Linked DNA regions of Homo sapiens: region 1 is linked to region 2. The links are chromatin loops, found by intact Hi-C in ENCODE. Cell type or tissue: ovary. All regions are shown on one strand. Links, peaks and the distances in the headings refer to the core of each region. The heading gives the core; the rest is flanking DNA.

What was found. Peaks named below come from ENCODE experiments on the same cell type or tissue, not always from the same donor. Only the 100,000 strongest peaks of a DNase experiment are listed, where the experiment ranks them.
Region 1: it touches region 2 in a loop (2.3-fold over the local background); 3 of 110 quality-filtered maps call a loop at or near these places.

The regions. Positions count from the first base shown.
Region 1 is chr4:128,648,424-128,658,928 of GRCh38, forward strand. No RefSeq gene overlaps it. Among named protein-coding and RNA genes, the nearest start is that of LINC03140, 83 kb to the left of the region's middle. RefSeq lists enhancers at 1-188, 4,139-4,638. In ovary, for the core only: no CTCF peak of the experiment used is centred there; a DNase peak (open chromatin) is centred at 5,268; H3K4me3 peaks cover 265 bases; H3K27ac peaks cover 470 bases.
Region 2 is chr4:128,850,082-128,860,586 of GRCh38, forward strand. JADE1 (jade family PHD finger 1) reads left to right here. Exons shown (of 11, transcript NM_199320.4): 6 at 1,976-2,187; 7 at 5,549-5,716; 8 at 7,257-7,373. Among named protein-coding and RNA genes, the nearest start is that of JADE1, 46 kb to the left of the region's middle. In ovary, for the core only: no CTCF peak of the experiment used is centred there; no DNase peak of the experiment used is centred there.

The DNA.
Region 1 (10,505 bases), core at 1,230-9,229, 200 kb before region 2:
TGTCAGCTCTGTTGGTTTGGAGGAGAGAAAGCCAAACCTTACAAGGAGAGGAAAAAACCCCAGATGTACAAAGTAAAGCTACAATGACTCCTGATGACCTTTTATTTTTTGATTCCAGCCTCATTATAAGGCTTAGCTGAATTACTAATGTTAAGAATGATGAGACATCACTATAACCTTACAATTAATTCTCTCTCTCAATCTCTCTTGCTTTTTTTTTCTTAAACTGGCTCAGGTGGGTTTCTGTTACCTGGAATGAAAGGAATCTTAATGGGCTGGGCGGGGTGGCTCATGCCTGTAATCCCAGCACTTTGGGAGGCCAAGGTGGGTGGTTCTCTTGAGGTCAGGAGTTTGAGACCAGCCTGGCCAACTAAACGGGATTTAGTAGAAACCCCGTTTCTACTAAAAATACAAAAAATTAGCCAGGCATGGTGGTGTGCGCCTGTAGTCCCAGCTACTCAGAGGCTGAGGCAGCAGAATCGCTTGAACCTGGGAGGTGGAGGTTTTGGTGAACCGAGATCGTGCCACTGCACTCCAGCCTGAGCAACAGAGTGAGACTCCATCTCAAAAAAAAAAAAAAAAAAAAAAAAAAGGAATCCTAACGATAAAGTAGGCACATGCTTTACTTTACCTTGATTCTCACAGCACATCTGTGAGGGATTTTTTATCTCTATTTTACAGATGAAGGAACTGGTATTAAGTAAGTTGTCTTATGTTTCATAAATTTTAGGGAATGGCATTTGAACCTGAGTTTTTTCATCTCAAAACCCTGGACTTTTTCCATTGAGCCCTTATCCCTTTGGAGTTTCTCTGACAGCTGGGTGGATCTTCCCCCATGACTTCACAGAGCCACTGAAGTTGTATACTCACTGAGGTGACAAAGGCTCCAGGTACCACCACCACCCCCTGACTACTGATCCCCCTGGCAAGATGCCAGTTTCTGTCTGTTATGCCTGCTGCTTCACTTTGGGAACACAGACTGTACCTTTTTTCTGAGGCTGGAAGGCTCCACAAGGGAGCAGAGACTTCCCTAAAAGGAACAAAATCAAGTCCAAAAGAATGTACGTCCTTTAGATGTGTTTGCCAACCTCTGCCAGTCAGCAGGGTCCCATGGTACCCAGGCTTGTTACACTGCAAAATCCTCCCCCACCCCTGCCACATAACACTCAGAATACACTTGCCACTGGAAAATATGACCAGGATGGGTTGGTCTGTTCTTTCCAGAAACTAGTGTCCCTTATCTTTCCACTGAAAGTAGGCTCCCAGCTCTGTCATTCAGATTCTCCTGGAGAGGTAAGGATACTGCTGGTGTGGGACCTGTGTCCTGTGTCAGACCAGGGAAGTGCTCCCAGGCTCCCTGACTTGTCCAGGGACTTTGGTCCTTTGGTATTTACATAAGAATCTACTACATGTTAAAGATAAAAACGTATTCCCCCAGGTCTTCCTAGTGCCTTGGGTGATCATTAAAAGACTCATTTTGTGCTTAACATAGAAACATAGATTCTCTTTCCATGGATCTTGGGAGGCTGAGTTTTTGGTGTTGAGATTCCCTGCCCTCTGAGTCAGACCCAGCATAGTTCCACAGAGATGGTAGTTGATTTTTTTTCTTTCCTGTGTGATGATTAAGATGGCCATCTGATGATTGCTGTAACCACAGTAGCCTGACCAAGGTTTATAAAAAGGGAGTAATAATTACAATTTGGGGGCCTTTCTCAACTCCCATCTTCATCTTCAATTTCTTCTACCACCTAACAAACTTTGAAGCTAAGTAGTTACCAGTTCAAGAATTTGGATGAGTTGTTCATGTTCCCACTGATACTGGTTTCCTAAGTATTTGCAAGGAAAGGTAAGGGAAACTGAGACTAACATTAGGTTAATCTCACTTCAATACCTGGCACAGACTAGCCCCTGAATAATCATTTTAAAATAATGAATTACAAAACAGATGATAAAACATTTAATAAAAAAAATCTATGATATGTTATGATACTCAATGTGAGGGGAGAGCAAAAGAAAAGCTCTACTTTACAGAAGAGTAACAGCTAATAAAGAAGCAGGGATGATAGAATTAGAAGAACCACTATCTTGCAATTCCCAGTGTAATATTTTGTTCAGGGAAGGATCATCAGTAAATGGGAAAGCCATTAGGTGAAAAATTGATGGGAACCAAGTTATTCATAATTCTTAAAACATCAACTGTCAGATCACTTGTTAATTGCCAAGGGGAAAAGATACCTTTATTTTATTTTATTTTATTTTATTTTATTTTATTTTATTTTATTTTATTTTATTTTTGAGATGGGGGTCTCACTCTGTTGCCCAGGCTGGAGTGCAGTGGTGTGATCACGGCTTACAGCAGCCTCGACTTCCCCAGGCTCAGGTGATCCTCCCACCTCAGTTTTGGCATTTTCTGTAGAGGTGGGATTGGCCATGTTGCCTAGGCTGGTCTCAAACTCCTGGGCCCAAGCGATCTGCTGCCTTGGCCTCCCATAGTGCTAGGATTATAGGCGTCTACCACCACGCCTGGCCCCACGTTTACAATAGAGAATTACAGGAAATAACATTTTAACCTAGCTGTTACCCAAAATACCACCAATAATGAGACAAAGTGACATGACATGCCCCTGTTATGGTGCGATGTGAAGTACACAAAAATATCACATATTAATATTCTGCCAAAAATATGTGAACTAAATATAATTATGAGGAAAAAACCATACAGTCATAAAATTAAAAATCTTAGGCTTTCTACAAAATAAATGACCTGGGCTTTTCAAAAATAAAAATAAATAAATGTCATGAGGCCAGGCGCGGTGGCTTACGCCTGTAATCCCAGCACTTTGGGAGGCTGAGGCAGGCGGATCACGACATCAGGAGATCCAGACCATCCTGGCTAACACGGTGAAACCCCATCTCTACTAAAAATACAAAAAATTAGCCTGGCATGGTGGTGGGCGCCTGTAGTCCCAGCTACTCGGGAGGCTGAGTAGCTAATGGACCCTAAATGGACTCTAAAATAAAGATATTTTAGAGTCAATTGGGGAAATTTAAACACAGAGTATACATTAGATGATATTAATCAATGTTCAATTTCTCAGATGCAGTAGTGGTTTTGAGGTTACCCAGGAAATTTTCCTTGTTCTTAGAAGATACATTTTTAAGTATTTAATGATGAAGTGTCATGATGTCTGAAATTTATTTTCAAATAGTTCAGCAATAAAATTATACATAGAATATATATATAATGTATATGTGTGTCTAGGCACATGGGTAGAGAGAGTGAGACAGAAAGCAACTGAGGCAATATGTTAACAATTGTTGAATTTAAGTGAAGAATATATACGTATTGTACTATTCTTCCAACTTTTCTGAGGGCTTAAAGTTTTTCAAAATAAAAAATTTGTAGGAGAAAAAAGAATAAAGGATGAAAGAAATGAGGAACAAACTAAACTTCACCTTCTGAATGAATTCAAAAGCCCAAGTAGGTCTTTTCCTGAAATAGGTGAGAAAAATTGGAAAGATAAGCAGAATAAAAAGGCAATAGAATCATAGAATGTCATAAGTTAAAGGGTCTTTAAAGTCCAGTGTGTGGACTAGTTCTGAGAACCGTTTTACAAGAAAAAGCTTTTGGTAAAATAAATAAGGGAAATGCATACTCTGCCTCCCTCTTGGAGCATCGTGGTGAATATTATTAGCACACTAAATTTCTGAATAAAGAAATATGTTTAATTTTGTTTAATGTCACAATTCCTAAACTTATTTGACCATGGAATGCCTTTTTAAAAATATTACTCCTTGAATACACATGTCCATACATACATACCTACAGAGTGGAATAATCGACACTGGAAACTCCAAAAGGTGGGAGGGCAGGAGGGGGGTGAGGGTTGAAAATGTACCTATTGGGTACTACATTCACTATTTGGGTGACAGTTACACTAAAAGCTCAGACTCCGACAGTATGCTATGTGCGCATGTAAGAAATCTGCATTGTACCCTCCAAATATAACAGAGCAAGACTCCGTTTGGAGTCTGGAGTGCAGTGGCGCGATCTCAGCTCACTGCAACCTCCGCCTCCCGGGTTCATGAGATTCTCCTGCCTCAGTCTCCCGAGTAGCTGGGACTACAGGCACCCACTACCACGCCTGGCTAATTTTTGTATTTTTAGTTGAGACGGGGTGGGGTTTTGCCATGTTGGCCAGGTTGGTCTCGAGCTCCTGACCTCAGGAGATCCACCCACTTTGGCCTCCCAAAGTGCTTGGATTAGAGGCATGAGCCACCGTGCCCAGCCAAAAATAATTTTTAAAAAATTACTCCCATTAATTTCCTCAGAAATAATGTTCCTCACAATACACCTAAAGAAACCTTGATCTAGCCCAACATCCTTATTCTGGCAGGTGAAGAAATGGAGGCTCAGACCAGTTGATTTTTTCAAGGTCACAGAGAAAGAGCTCTTGTTGCCCAGGCTGGAATGCAGTGGAGCGACCTCGGCTTACCGCAACCCTTGCCTCCCGGGTTCAAGTGATTCTCCTGCCTCAGCTTCCCGAGTAGCTGGAATTACAGGCATGCACCACCATACCCAGCTAGTTTTTTGTATTTTTAGTAGAGATGGGGTTTCACTACTAAACCCCATCAGGGTTGGTCAGGCTGGTCTCAATCTCCTGATCTCGTGATCCACCCGCCTCGGCCTCCCAAAGTGCTGGGATTACAGGCGTGAGCCACCGCGCCTGGCCCCTGAAAATGTTTCTTATAAAGATCATGCGACTTGAAATATTTAACATCATTTTAACCAACAAAAGCCCCATATTTTCTCCCATTTACAGACGTTCTACATATAGGATCTGTTTTGCAAACATGACGCTGTTGTTTATAACCATGGAGACATATGTTGTTTGCGCTTAATATTGTACTGTATGTGAGAAAATGAAATGCCTTCTATATGTGATGCTAATTCAAATTTTATCTTGTTATATGGACTAAATATTACATGGAATTGTGATAGAATCGCCCTGTCTTAAGTACACTGTTTATTCTAAGAGTTGTGATAGGCTAAGGGGGGAAAAACCCCAAGTTTTATTGCTTTACAAGCCAACCACGTTAAGAGCATACATCTGCTTTAAAACTATACAATTTCTTTTCTAGTGCCCAAGTAGATTTGCTCTGGGCTCAAGCAGTTATTAAACCCCGGCGCTGTCTCTGATAGCTGCAGTTTGCATTCCAAGCATGAGCACAGTGCTGGGGCAGGACAGGCTCGGCTCAGTCAACAGATGTCAACTCCCCTTGTAAACGCAGCTGCTCTGTCTCACAACTGGCAAAGAGAACTGAAGGAGTTCCCTTCCCTTTATGGCTTTTATCTCTCTGGCTAATAGGGGATGATGCTTAAAGGAGGTAATTCTTGAGCAATAAATCCAGACTGCAAATAAAACAAGGGAAGAGGGAGGAAAATCACAATGTAAGAAGTTTCCTTTGTTTACTACGCTTAATTGGGATTCCACACATGAATGAAGAAGAGAAGACGGTCTCTCCCAGGGTGACTGGGAAAGGGAAAAAAAGGTGGGTTCCTCTGTCTGTGTGCTTTTTAATGTGCAAATTAGTCAGAGCCTTTTCCAACCCAGGAAAGCTTACAGTTCTGAGTACAGGGTCAGTGTCTTAGTAGTGCTCAGTAAATATTAATTGAAGGGGATGATGGCTTTAAGGGGTGAGCTTCATTCCATTCTCTCAGGACAGCCCTCCAGCCAAGTACCTAAAGGTCACTCTGCCTCTTGCCTCAAGCATTATCTCAATGACCCCTTTAGTTAATGAGAAAGCTCTCAGTTCTCTTGTTTGCCTTCCAACTCATCTTCAGTTCTTGCCAATTTATTCCGCCTTCTGCACTTAGAGGCCGCTGAGAACAAAGCAGGGATGAATGGCAACAACAGCTGCTGCAGCCCCACTTCTTGGGCACAGTCCTTCACCATGGAGCTCTCCAAACTACCCTCCTTGAGCTGGCATTGAAGAGGAGGGGCTTGAAGGAATAGGCTGGAGAACTGGGTAGGGGCTGCAGCAAGGAACATAGATTGTGTTTTTGTTTCCAGCAACTCACTCCCCATTCTGACAGATTACACAGACTTGTGTGACTGGTGAAGGGTATCCAGGTTCTTGGCATTTTGAACAAAGAATTGGACAAAAATGCACAAACAAAGCAACAAAAGAGAAGCACAGATTTATTGAAATGAAAGTACACTCCACAGAGTGGGAGCAGGCTCGAGCAAGCAGCTCAAGAGCTCTGGTTACAGAATTTTCTGGGATTTAAATACCCTCTAGAGGTTTTTCATTGGTTATTTGGTGTACATCCTGTGTAAATGAAGTAGTGGCCCACGATCAGCCCAATTGGTTAAGGAAAACAATCAATCAGAGGCTGAAGTTAAGTTACAAAGTTGCAACCTATGCAAACGTCTGATTGGTTGTGGAAAGTGACCAATCAGAGGCTGAAATGAAGTTATAGAGTTATACTCCTATGCAAACGAAGACTTGGCCCAAGATCAGTCTGATTGGTTGTGAGGGGGGACCAATCAGAGGTACTTTCAATTTTTCATCTACCATGTGGAAAAGCGGGGAAGGGGGTTGCAAAGGCAGTAGCCTCTCATCCTTTTGTTACTTGGGTGTGGAAAGTCAGGCTTTTCCTTTTGATTTAGTTCTAGGAAGTCAGGGTAAATCAGCCTTAGGTTCCCTGCCTCCAGACCCTATTCTCCTTCTCTTGGAGTACCTCCTATGGGAGAGTCTACAATTTCTGCACCTTTGATGTCAGGCTTGGGCACGTGAGTGACTAGGCCTTGTGGGTGACCTTGACTATGCCTCATCTGTGCCAAATCTTTAAGAGTGATTGTATTCCACCAGCTCTCTTGCTGTTTTCTCTCTGTCATAGGAATGGCATACCCCAAAATGGACTGCTCTTTCAGCCTGGATCTGGAATGAAGAAGACATAAAGCCAGTTTTGATGCACCTGTCTTCTTTATTCCAGATCCAGGATAAGTATTTGTAGTTGTAACTGAGATTTTGGGGTTGCTTGTTACAGTAGCAGAGCTGACTAATGCATACCCTGCAAGTGCAGTGGGAAAAAGAAGTTTGTGACCTGAGTATCCCACCAATACTTGTCTTTACCCATCAGGCTGCCAAACTGTGATGAATAATAAGAGCTCCTGCAGCTCTTGTACCTGCTGTTTGACACTGCCTCAACAGTCTCCTTGACTAAATAAAGCGAGTATATTGTATAATATGGCATTCCAACTGCCAACACAGCAAGCAAGGGGCTTCTAGAAAGGGAATCCCCTCTAAGGTTGGAGAAATCTTAGCTTTCTCCAAGATTCTCATGTAAAACATTGTATCATTCACTTCTCTGAGCAGAAATCCAGATAAACCTAGTGCCTTCTCCAACCTTGGAGGTACTAAGCTGCCTTCTAAGAGGAGCAAAGGGACCTGTGGTAGAGTGTCATGATGATATGGGTAACTTTGACTCATTTATACTTTGCTTTTTATCTATGGTCTTCCTCCAAAGCATATGCTTAGTGTAAATTGTAACTAAATACTGATTTAGACTAATGTCCGAGTGGAAAATAACTATCTAAAAATAAAATATTCATGAATTTGAGTTCAATTATAGCTTTATGTTGTTGTTATTAGGGACTATCCTTTGTTGGTTTAAGTCAGCTCTGTGCCTTTATGAAGATGGTTATATGAAAATATTGAATTACACAGCTTCCTTTAGGAACTCTTTGACTGTAAAATTTTCACACACTTGTGAAATTTAAGCAGATTACATTATACCAATAGATTTTTGATAGCTATCTTAAAATAATGAGTTCAAACCAAGAGACGATTATAACTGACAACAGAAATGTAACTGTGAACTTTAAAAATATGCTAATGCTTGTCCCTATATAGAAATATTAGCTTAAGTTCTTTCTGTGACATATGTGTGTTTATAATCTATTTTTGTAATAGGGTAAAAAAATCAACTCCAAAAATATCACTCTCCCCTTTGACATTTATCAGTGATAGCAATAATGCCAGCGAGCATTAGTACACTGAAGAAGTACAGAGATGCCTCCTAAGGCATATCTTTAGGTTTTATCTTTAAATGATCTCCTTATCCCTGACTTAATTTGAATGATGTTTTAGATCAAATTCATATATAATGAATGGTGACTATGTTGATCTGGTCCTGCTCGTTTTTACAGGTTTAGGGTCTTACAGAATACATAAAGCTCATAAGGGGGACTTAAAATGATTTGGGGAGACAGACAGACAGATAGATATATGGATAGATGGATAGGTGTATGAAAAACCAGATGAAAGAATGGATAGATGGGTTGCTTCTCTACTCCAAAAATAAAATAAGAAAAGAAAAATATTACGTAGTCATTTCTGTACTGATACTAATTTAATCTATTTCAGAAAGAAGGTCATATTTTCTTTCAATTTAAATAATGCAAATGCAAATAAATATAAATTAAATTGTGATAACGATTGTTATCATGGCAAAAAATTAAAATGCCTATCTCGAGGCATCTTTTGCCTTTAAGTGCTACTTTTCTCTTACTCTTGGAGGCTCAGTGGTGATTAATGATATTCTTCACACTCTCAAAGGCTTTCTTTAGGAACCCTTTCCCAGTGACCCCACAAGAAGACAAGGCTTCACCAGCTACGGAGGACATATGGTTTAAAGATCCTCAATTACTCTAAGGTAGTCACAGGCTGTGAACAAAATTTCTGTCATATTCCTGTAATGCCTTTTATAGGGAGAAGCAGGGAAATCCAGATTAGAATATAGTTTTCCTGGTGAGATTTGATGAGGTTTATAATTGTCTGAGAGTTTGGTTCCTATAGCTCCTAGACCCCTAAGGTTTTAATTATCAAATATTTGATTCAACCTTGAAAATAAGAACCTTTGAAAGAAAAGCAACACTTCCCTCCTTTGAAAAGCCTATATTGACCTTGCACCTCTATCTAGCAGCTGCCCTAGTACTGTAGCAGTTAACCCTAGTCACCACCATCCTTCTTGAACTTGACTCCTCCCCTAGCTTGTATGACTTTACTCTCTTTTTGTTCACCTCTCAAACCACTCCTTCTCAGAGTCCACTGCTGGGTCCCATCCATTGTCCACCCTTAAACGTTGACTTTCTTCAGCCCTCCTCAATTCTCACTCTGTACCCACTCCCCTGGTTTTAATTCTCACTGCTACACTGGTAACTCCTGACTCTATATATCTAGTCTTGATCTCGCCTCAGCTCCAGACCCATAGATTCGAGTGACTACAGGGTATCTACATTGGAGTGCCCATATGTAAACTCCCACTGTGCATCCTGTTTCTTGGGTATTAGACACTTTCCACTGTACTGTATGCCTGGAATTTGAAAGTCATCCTCTCTGAGCTCAATTACCAGTAGACATTAAACATCTCAGCGCTTATCTTATGGCAGCCATTGTGCTCGACTGGGAGATACAGAAATGAAAAAGACATTTTCTACCATGAAGAAACTTTTACTGTAAGGAGAGAAGAGGAAAAGCAAACAAAAAAAGGCAAACAAAGGCAGAGCAGGAGTGATATTGAAGAAGGAAAACCCTGTAAGTAGAAGGAGGAGAAGAGAGTAATCCTGAGTGAGGATTGAAGAAGAGACAGCAGCAAACTGGGCCTTGAAAGATGAATAGAAACTTCCTCCATAAAAATGGGGTAGTGGGAAGGGAGATAGTCCAAAAGGCAGGGAAAAGATGACCAGAAAAGCAGGGCGTGATTGCACAGCTCATTTCATTCATTCATTCCCCTAATTGGAGCTCAAAAACTGTCCTAAGCTCAGAGGAAAGGGAAAAATATGATGTGCCAACAGCAGTGTGTGTGTGCTGTGTAGTGGTGGGGTGTGTGTGCGCGTGTGTGTGTTGGGGAAGTCAAGGGGCATATGGTTGAAGAAACTAGAAAAGTAAGTTGGGGCCAGCCCTGAAAGCAGATGTTTGTTTCATTCACTTGAATGAAATGTACTTTGTACTTCCTGTGAGAAGGATAGGCCACTAAATTTCAGGGCTGATATTCACTTATGTATTTACAAAATAATACAAGTTGACATCAAGTTAAAAATATACTACCACGTGACTTCCTGCCATACACCAGAGAAATTCATAGCGGTAAAGTAAGTATTTAGTGAGCCAACATGTTGTGGATCTTTTTCCAAGCCTCATTGCTTTCCTGGCCAGCTCTGGACAAAAAGGCAAGTCAGGTTAAGAAGAAGAAAAATAGAACAGGGAGAAGGAAAAGGGGAAGGGGGAGAAGGGAGAAGGAGGGGAGAAGGGAGAAGGAGGGGAGAAGGGGGAAGAGAAGGGGGAAGAAGAGGAGTGGGGCAGGAAAAGGAGGAAGAGAGAGCCAAAACAAGAACAAAAAGAACAAGAACAAGAAGACCAGGCTGGGTACGGTGGCTCATGCCTGTAATCCCAGCACTTTAGGAGGCCGAGGCGGGCGGATCACCTGAGGCCAGGAG
Region 2 (10,505 bases), core at 1,138-9,137:
TCAGGACTTCAAGACCAGCCTGGCAAACATGGTGAAACCCCGTCTCTACTAAAAATACAAAAATTAGCTAGGCGTCGTGGTGGGTATCTGTGGTCCCAGCCACTCAGGAGGCTGAGGCAGAAGAATCACTTGAGGTGATTCTTCTCAAGTCACTTGAGGGGGTGGAGGTTTCCTTGAGCCGGGATTGTGCCACTGCATTCCCACCTGGGCAACAGAGCCAGACTCCATCTCAAAAAAAAAAAAAAATCACAAGATTTTTGTCATGGTGGATTTCACAGCCTTGAAGGGCCAAGACCTTTTGCGTCTTTCCAGGGAACGTAGCATAGGGTGTGGCTTGCAGTAGATGCTTGTCCTGCCATTAGGCTCACCACCTGTTGAATGGGAGTGATAATGTAGACTGAGCTGAGCATGGTGTTGTCTTCTACTCGCTCAGTTACTCAAGTGTTTTTATAGACAAAATAGACTTCCTTCTTCTTGGTCCTGCTTTAGGTATTAATGGCCAAAACATTAGCAGGCCACAAGGTGGTTTTATGGCATGAGTTCAGGAGTTCTCAGAGATCTTTTGGAATTGAATACTAAATTTTAGCTTCACAGATGATACAGTTTCTGCTGTGTTGTAAGCACATTATAAAGACCAGTGTAATACACTTGACTGGAATCTAGGTGTCCTGTGTTAAGTCAGAGGACTCAGCCCAAAGACTCTTCGCATTTATGAATGGTTTAAATAATAAGAACTGGGCTAATCCATATTTGAAGATACTGTTGAATACATTGGCAAGATTAATTTTGTAATTTTATAACATAAACGGAACGCATGCTTAAATATGTTTGTCTTAGCTGTTATTGGTCTTTTTTTCTTTCTTTTTTGAGATGAAGTCTCGCTCTGTGGCCCATGCTGGAGTGCAGGGGTGCAATCTCGGCTGACTGCAACCTCTACCTCCTGAGTTCAAGCGATTCTCCTGCCCCAGCCTCCCAAGTAGCTGGGATTATTGGCACCTGCCACCATGCCTGGCTAATTTTTGTATTTTTAGTAGAGACAGGATTTCGCCGTATTGGCCAGGTTGGTCGTGAACTCCTGACCTCAAATGATCTACCTGCAAAGTACTGGGATTATAGGCATGAGCCATCGCGCCTGGTGTTTCAGTCTTTTTTGCATTTGGTTAACTATGTTTTTCAACCTTGTAGAAGTAAGAGGATGAGGAGGGATAAACCATTTAAAAATATTTGAGTGCCCAAAGTGAAATCTGTTTTGAGAGAACTGTTTTACCTACCAAGAAAGGCAAATTTTTAAAAACATCCATACCATTATATGAAGTCATGGTTTTGAAGTCACTTACGTGTTAGTTGTTATGTGTAATGAGTATAATGAAATGACTTATTCAACAATGTATGTATTTAATATCCTTGAATCCTTTTAAAATTTACCTTTTGCTTTTCCATTTACTACACTGCATCTTCACTACCTGACCATAGGAAAATAACAGTTTCCTGGAAGACTCTCCCCTTTGAAGATTGTTTCTTAGAAGGATCTGATAAGCATTTAATAAAAAATTTTGGGGCCCTCAGAGATGGATGCATCGATGGGTTGATTGATTGATAGATTGAGACACGGTCTTATGTCACTCAGCCTGGATCACAGTGGCACAGTCATGGCTCACTATAGCCCCAACCTCCTGGGCTCAAGCAGTTCTCCCACCGCAGGCTCTTGAGTAGTTGGGACTACAGGTGTGTGCCACCACGTCTGGCTAATTTTCATATTTTTTGTAGAGATGGGGTTCCACTATATTGCCCAGGCTGACCTTGAGCTCTTGGGCTCAGATGTGAGCCACCACGCCTGGCCAGTGATTGGATTTATTTATTGTACAATTATTTATTCATTATACATTATTTTTAAGTATAAATAAACCAGTACTATTTTGTAATATTTATTAATATGGATTTATTAAAATGGGTTTTGTGGCATTTTTAACTTCAGGAATGCCTGAACTAGATGAATACACCATGGAGAGGGTCCTAGAGGAATTTGAGCAGCGATGCTACGACAATATGAATCATGCCATAGAGACTGAGGAAGGCCTGGGGATCGAATATGATGAAGATGTTGTCTGTGATGTCTGCCAGTCTCCTGATGGTGAGGACGGCAATGAGATGGTGTTCTGTGACAAATGCAACATCTGTGTGCACCAGGTATGTGGGGCAGGGAGGCCAGAAAGAAGAAACCTGGGGCATGAGCCTGTCTGCTGTGGGAGTGTATGCCTGGAGTCCAGGATTCTTCCTCCGAATGGGGTCTGTGTTTCTACGATTTAAAGAAATGTGCCCTATAGACTTTATTTTTCCCTAGTAGGTTCTTACAGTGATTGAAATATATCCTCTGCTTTTGCAGCCAGAAGGATAGCACCCTCTGTGGAAATCGTCTTTCTTCACAGTGTTTTATTCTTATCCATAAAAGTCAAGTTTACTTAAAAAGAATGTATGAGCCCCCTCTGTCCTACTGTAACACTTAAATTTAGGTATTAAGAACACTGAGAAAACAAACCTTTGAAAAGGTGGTTAGTGTGCTGTATTAGTTTCTTACAGCTGCCCTGTGGAACAGACAAATTACTACAGACTGTGTGTGCTTAAAACAACAAAAATGTATTGTCTTGTGGTTCTGGAAACTAAAAGTCCAGAATTGAGGTGGTGGCAGTGCTGTGCTTCCTCTGAAACATGCAGGAGAGCCCTTCCTTGCCTCTTCGTAGCTTATGGTGATTTGGGCAATCTTGGGCATTCCTTGGCTCGCGGCTGCCTTCATCATCATGTGTGTTCTCCCTGTGTCTCTGTCTTCACATGGTGGTCTTCTTTTTTTTTTTTTTTGAGATGGCTGGAGTGCAATGGCGTGGTCTTGGCTCACTGCAACCTCCGCCTCCTGGGTTCAAGTGATTCTTCCTCCTCCGCCTCCCGAGTAGCTGGGACTGCAGGAGTGTGCCACCACACCTGGCTAGAGATGGGGTTTCACTATGTTGGCCAGGCTGGTCTCGAACTCCTGACCTCATGATCCGCCCACCTTGGCCTTCCAAAGTGCTGGGATTACAGGTGTGAGGCACCGTGCCCGGTCCACATGGCGGTCTTCTTAGAAGGGTACCAGTCGTATGGGACTAGAGACCCACCCTACTTCAGAGTGAGCTCATCTTAAATAATTACATCTGCAATGACTACTTCTAAATCTAAAGAAGGTCACATTTTGAGATATTTGGAGTTAGGACTTCAACATGTCTTTTAGAGGACACAATTTGCCGTCATATTTGTGAGCATGTGTTAGGGTATAAGCTGAGCTGTTAGAGGAAAGCAGCCCCTTTTCCTGAAGACGATTTCCTGTCTTAAAAAACAGGACAGTAGGTTTTGGTGATTGCTTGCTACCATCCACAGAAAGGGAAACCCTTAGATTTCAGGAGGATGGGCGCTAGGTAACTTAAAAAGTTTATGACAATCTCAGTGCCTCTTTTTTATTTAGTTTTTAATGCAGTAATGAAGAAATTTGGATTTGGGTGGGGACATGTGCCCACGTATATTCTTAGGATTTAAAAGGCTATCCTGAAGTACTTTCTTTAAATTCACCTGTTGATGCTGAGATTTAAAGCAAACTTAAAAGAAAGACTTGTATGGAATAGGTGCTTGGTGACTTCTTGGGAAGAAGAAGCACGTTTGCTCCATGAAGTTCTTGATTACCCTTTGCTTCATAATTTGTGACCTCCTAGGCTTTCCCTCTGTCTGAAGACCTCCCCAGCTGTGGCCCAGTCCTGGCTCCTTGATAGGGAGACCTGCGACTCCTGCTTCAGTCATCGCCGTCTGTTGCTCTGGATCTCACACTGTCTGGGAAGTCTCCTTACGGTAGTGAGAATTCCTGTGGTGGCTTTGTTCTGTGACATGAGCATCCTGATGACCAGTGTTGCTTTTTTGGTTGCTGGTGCTTCATGTATTTACTTGGCTGACTTCTCAGTCTTTTTCTTGTCTTTACTTGCTATTTTTTTCCCCATGAAAAATTTTTTTGAGTAAAAGCTTTCTGCTTGAAAACTGGTCAACCCCTGTGTTATCAGTGAGTTAACTGATGTCAGGGCAGGCTTGTGCAAGCTCTCACGGTGGACGTGTGGCAGAGTTGTAACTTAAGGCTTTTGGATGCCCCCTTCTCACCTTCTCTTCTTTCTGCCATATCACCTTTTCTCTTTTCCTCAACATTTACTTCATTTTTCCTTTGAGAAATCCTTCATGGCTTATCTTTAAGGCATACTTTATGTAATCTCCTAAATTAATTTAGACCTGCTTTTCCAGGAAAAAAATTTCTTCCTTCACATGTGGCTGTAGAATGTCTGATACAGACCTTTAGTGTTTTGAAACCTTTATAGTGTCACTTAACTCCATTAAAAATTTTTTTCTAGTAAGTCTGCGTTGACGGTAGCTTATTTATGGCCCCCAAACAGCACTCTGAGGCTTCCATCTGAAGTGTGACTTTTCTTTGCTCAACTCTCATCCTTGTGGTTTCCTCTTTGCATCGTCGTGGGTATTCAGATTGCATAGTGGCTGTGTTTTTTCTGTCTGAAGAATTAGAGCTATGCTACTGTGACTCTCGACTTCCTGACTTCCAGGTCATTTATGAATAAAGTGCTGAACAGTTGGGTTTTTAAAGGGCTCTCTGAATATGCTCCTGGTACCATCGTGGTTTTTATTTATTCAGTTATTTAACATTAACCTTTTCTGTCTTTGAACTGTCTTAATTACTTTAGTTGTAATAGCCTTGATTTCTGCAGTTTATGCCATCTTGTTTAATTTTGCCATCTTGTACAAAACAGGCTTTGTTTTATTTTTTAATTTAAATTGTTTTTTTTGTCTCCATTTCTGAAAGGCTGAATTTGTTTTAAATACCAGCTAAGGAGACGACATTCTTCCTGTGTAGAAGGTCTCCTTTTTCTGCCCTGTTTTGTTCACTGGGAGAGTGCTGGGATCTAGTTGGTATGGAGTTTGCTTAGCCTAGGGAGTGTGCATGCTTCTCTCCTGTTCCATTGCCATCTCATTCAGCAGCTTTGGGAGATTCTCTCAGCTGCTGTATGCTTTTTCTCCACACTCTGTATTCCACCCCACCTCTGTCAGTAAAGTAGAGAAATAGCTTCTCTCACGGAACCCTGTGGAGTGTTTCGAGGACTTACTGAGGACTTACTGCTCAATATTTAGAAACTTGGTATGGATGGGTTTCTGCGGCAACACAGCAAAGCAGATTTCATTTAAACCTTTCTGTCCTCAAGTAGTTTCCAGGACCACCCTCTGCTAAATAAATATGTATTGTGTCAGCAGAGCTCACCTCTATTATGAATACATATTCACCTCCTAAATGCTCCTGTGAGGCTGCCGGGCATTTTCCCGAGGGGAGACGGTCGTAGCCAGGAAGCTGTGGGAGCGTCTCTGCTTTGGTGGTAGTTCTGTTAAAATCTTTCTAAGTGTTTAAAATGAATAGATATAATGGGAAAAATAACATTTTCTCTTTCTCTCTATTCCTCTGGGATGTGCCGTGGCATCACAGGCCTGTTATGGAATCCTCAAGGTACCAGAGGGCAGCTGGCTGTGCCGGACATGTGCCCTGGGGGTTCAGCCAAAATGTCTGCTGTGTCCGAAGAAGGGTGGAGCTATGAAGCCCACCCGTAGCGGAACCAAGTGGGTCCACGTTAGCTGTGCTCTGTGGATCCCTGAGGTACGTGTGGTTCTTTTTTTGTTGTTTTTACTTTTTTTTAAGACAGAGTTTAACTCTGTCGCCCAGGCTGGAGTGCAGTGAGCTGGATCATGGCTCACTGCAGCCTTGACCTGCTGGGCTCAAGTGATCCTCCCACCTCAGCCTTTTGAGTAGCTGAGATTATAGGCATGTGCTACCAGGCCCAGCTTATTTTTTATTTTTTGTAGTGAGGGGATCTCACTTTGTTGACCTGGCTGGTCTCAAACTCCTGGGATCAAGCAGTCCTCTTTCCTTGGCTTTCCAAAGTGTTGGGATTACAAGCGTGAGCCACTGTGCCTGGTCAAGCATGGTTTTTAATAGCACCTTAGCTCAGAAGGTCCTGGCTTTTAACTGGGATTTAGTGGGTGGGTGGAGAACCATGCATAAATAGGCAGCATTGCAGCTATGAGTAAAAAGATACCTTTTAGTTGCTACCTTTTTCCTTGAGGAAAAACTGAATCTTAAGCACACTCTCATCTTGTCATGGAATGTAGATTCATGGAAATGTTAGCTGGAAGCAGCAGTCACTTGGGACTGGAAGTTAGTGGTGGTCACCCAGCCATCACAGTGAGCCTTCCCATCGCGACTCTCACTCTCAGGAGCAGACCTGTAGCACTTAAACAGCTGTGGCCTGGGTGTGTCATTCCCCAAGGATCAGCTGTACATCCTGTGTGTGGCAAGCTGTACTTGAGTTGAGGCACCACCATGGTTAAAAAACCACCACTCTTAGGCATACTTTGGTGATTTTTATTTAAACTCTTATTGTGCCTCAACCTTTTTAATTTCAGGTCTGGTCTAATTTATTTCTAGTCTCAGACCTTGACTAATATAATTTGCATAGCTCAGTGTGAGAATATAATTTGCTATTCAAATTCCAGCATGTTTTGGGTGTGATTTTGGTACATTTTCCTCTTGGGGAATATTATTTGAGGATGATTTGGATTGAGGTTTCATGATTCGGGTCTTGGTAGCACTGAGTCTCGTGGTTTGGTATTGATGGGATACAATTCGGTGATCCAGGCTGAATGCAGAGATGATACCTTATTTATCTTTGTAATTTCCCATCTTGAATGTAGTCATGTTTCAGACTGAAGAAAATGGTTTTTTTTGGCGAGAGATTAAAAACAGGTTATATTTACTTACCCTGTTGTTGACAACCTATTTGAATCGATTTAAGATGGATTTTTAGTCTTCACCAATTTGTTATGAGCTAGAGATTATAGACGGCATTGTCCTGGTACATGACTCTTTGTCATCAGACGCTCCGGTGAGAAGTGAAAACTCAGTTATCTAAGTGTTTTTGACAGACAGGGATGTCTGTCAGATGGGGACTGGGCTGTGAGCTCAGTTGTCACTGGGGCTGTTCTGAGGCTTTTAAAGTAAGGGTTTGCTTTGAGTGGGTGCCCCTTGCCACTGTCTGGTAGGAGAGATGTAGGAAAGTAATGGATCTTTTAGTTTCTGACATTCATGTTCAGCCTTTGACGACCTGAGCCACCCTGTCTTGCTGTTTTCCGACCTTTAGGTGAGCATTGGCAGCCCAGAGAAGATGGAGCCCATCACCAAGGTGTCACACATTCCCAGCAGCCGGTGGGCGCTAGTGTGCAGCCTCTGCAATGAGAAGTTTGGGGCCTCTATACAGGTAATTAGCTTCCTAAGAATGGCTTCATTTTCCTTTCCTGCGTGGTGGGGAGCAGGATGAGGGAAGGCTCTGTGAACTGTCCAAGGGTTTGGAGAGGGGACTAGAATCCAGGAAGCAGGACGAGGTTCCCAAGGGGTGACTCCAGCCCCAGTACACACACCTTTAATAGGCTAACTGTATCCGGTGTAACTAGAACCCAAGCTTTCACAGTCACAGGGTAGTTCAGAAGTTCCCCTGAGCTGTGAGGCGGTTGCAGTTTGTCTCTCGCTACCCTTTCTGCCCAAAGTCTAGCATCGCAACTTCTTTCCATAGGCCAACACCTCCTAGCAGTCTTAGTGAGATGTTCCTTGACACGGCATTTGAGAGTTGGCCACCCTCCCACCTGCAGTCACTGAGTGTAGCTGCAGACCCTGGCCCACCTCTGTGGCGGCCTCCTGAGATTGCAGGTTTCCATGGTGTGCGCACATCTGTTAGTAATCAAGGGGACATGCTAATGCATTTGCAGTTGGAAAAACAGAGACTCTTTGAACACGGCCTGGGTAGAGGGGCATCTGTGAGGAGTTCCTGTGTATGCTGTCATCTCATTGGGGCATCATTTGGATGTCTGATTCTTTATGGCACCAGGCGCGCATGCACGTGTGTGTGTGTGTGAGCGTGAGCGAAAGAGTGCGTGCACACCTGTGTGTAAACATGTTGCCTGCCTGCTTTTGCATATCCAGGTACAGACAAGTATAGGATGTCATGAGATAGGGGAATTAAGGAGGGAATATAGATGGCATGCTGTTTTTCATGTGGTCTAAGACCCTACTGAGAAGTTCGTTTTTAGGCCTCACATTATTGACATCTAGACAGTCAGGATTAGAGAGGCCTGCAGTGCTGTGTGGCTGATGGGGGCCCTTCAGGTTAAGTTTGGATCTTCTCGGATGTACTAGCACAGGCCACAGGCTCTTCTTCCTTGGTTTCCTCATTGAATTCTGGGAGCAGAGGCACTGTTTTGGGATGGCTTCTTTCTCAAAGCAGCTCAGCACAGACATAAGCTCCGAGAGCATGGTCATCCTGTCAGCCATGGGTTTTAAAGAAATGACCTCATTTGGCAAAGTCGGTTTGTATTTTGACTGATAAATACTTTTTGGGAAGGTGGTTTTAAAATTTTTTTTTTTTTTTTTGAGACAGAGTCTCACTCTGTCGCCCAAGCTGGAGTGCAGTGGCATCATCTCGGCTCACTGCAACCTCCGCCTCCCGGGTTCAGGCGATTCTCCTGCCTCAGCCTCCTAAGTAGCTAGGATTACAGGCGCGCACCAGCAAGCCCGGCTAATTCTCATTTTTGTATTTTTAGTAGAGATGGGGGTTTCACCATGTTGGCCAGGCTGGTCTCGAACTCCTGACCTCGTGATCCACCCACCTCGGCCTCCCAAAATGCTGGGATTACAGGCTTGAGCCACCGCGCCTGGCTATTTTTAAATTTTTTTAACAAGCCAAGTGGTTCTACTTTTCTTCTTTATCACTTTGACTAGTGTTCAAGAATCCAAAATATAACAGAAATATTTGGAGGGTGGGTCATGAGACAGCTGGTGGGATTTGGCTGGGGACCTTGAAATAGTGGAGATATTTTTGGCATGTGAATACATGACAAACGCCTCTGGCCCGAGTTGGATTGGGGAAGGAGGAGGAAAGAGTGGAGCAGGAAGAGAAAAGGGCAGGGAGCTGATGAACTTGAGTGTGTGTGTGTATGCATGTGTGAGTGTGTGTGTATGGGTGTGTGTGTGAGTATGCGTATGTGGGTGAGCATGCATATGTGTGCATGTGTGGGGGTGTGAGTGTGCATGTGGTTATGTGTATGTGTGTATGCATGTGTATTTGGTTATGCATATGTATGCTGTATGCATGTATGCGTATTTGAGTATGCGTGTGTGAATGTGTATGTGTGTGAGTATGCATGCGTGAGTGCGTATGCGTGTGTATGCATGTGTGCATATGTATGCATGTGTGTATGCGCGTGAGTGCGTGAGTATGCACATGAGTATGCATGTGAGTATGCATGTGTATGTGTGTATGCGTGTGAGTATGCTTGTGTATGTGTGTATGCATGCGTGTATATGTGTATGTGTGTGAGTATGCGTGTATGTGTGAGTGTGCATGTGTATGAGTGTGTAAGTATGTGTATGCACGTGTGCACTGGCAGGAAACAGGCTGCAGCAGACCACATTCCCCGGTGTTCTGAGCGTAGAATTTATGCCCTTGCCTGAGTATGCCAATCTGGTCCATAATTAATGTTTAAAAGAGGTGGGCGAATGGGATCTTTGTTTCCCTTTTGAAGAGAGATGATATAATGACTTTTTTGTTGCCATTGACCTCTTTTTCCCAGAACATTAATCTAAAGAAGAGGCCAAAGAAGGCTGATGATTTTTCATATCTTCACAGAATGGATTGATTTTATTAAAAGAATTCCTCTCTGAAATGTCTGCAGCTGTGAAGGCTCTGGTTTACGTTTCTGTAACATCTGTTTGCTGAGTCAACCTGAATGGGAAAACCCAGAGGAAGGCCATTTGGCGTTTTTACAAAGTCCTGTATAAATATTCTGCTGCAGTTCATTTCTCTTTAGGGTTAGAGCGCTTGGGTTAAGTGTAGTTTAAGCCAAACACAGATAGTGTCTCAGTCATCTGTTCCCACTTTTACTTCCCACTTGGCTGTGTGCTACAAGGGAAGACACTTTGTCTTCTCATGACAGTGGCCAGGTGTGTATGTGTGCGTGCTTGTGTGTGTGTTCTGCCACCAAAGCTGATTTCATACATTTCTTAGAATTGAGGTTATTTATAGAGAAAATACAGATTTATGTCAGTCTCTGTGGTTGAAGTGTTTGTAAGGGTGGAATGGTGAAGGGAGCTGGATTTTCTCCTCTTCTCAGTAAAAGAGACCTCATAGTAATGGAAGAAAGCCTGGTTGGCAGTGAGTTTCCTCTTAAATACTGGAATGATTAGGGGGAAAGCCTCAGCTCTAGCCTCTGCCATCCTTGGTGATGTGATTCAGGATCTGTTGAATGAGTTGAATTCAACTTCTCAGTTGGCTTGAAGCCGCTGGATTCTACAGCTCTGTGCAGCCCCTGGCATGCCCCGGTGATCACTTGGCTTCACA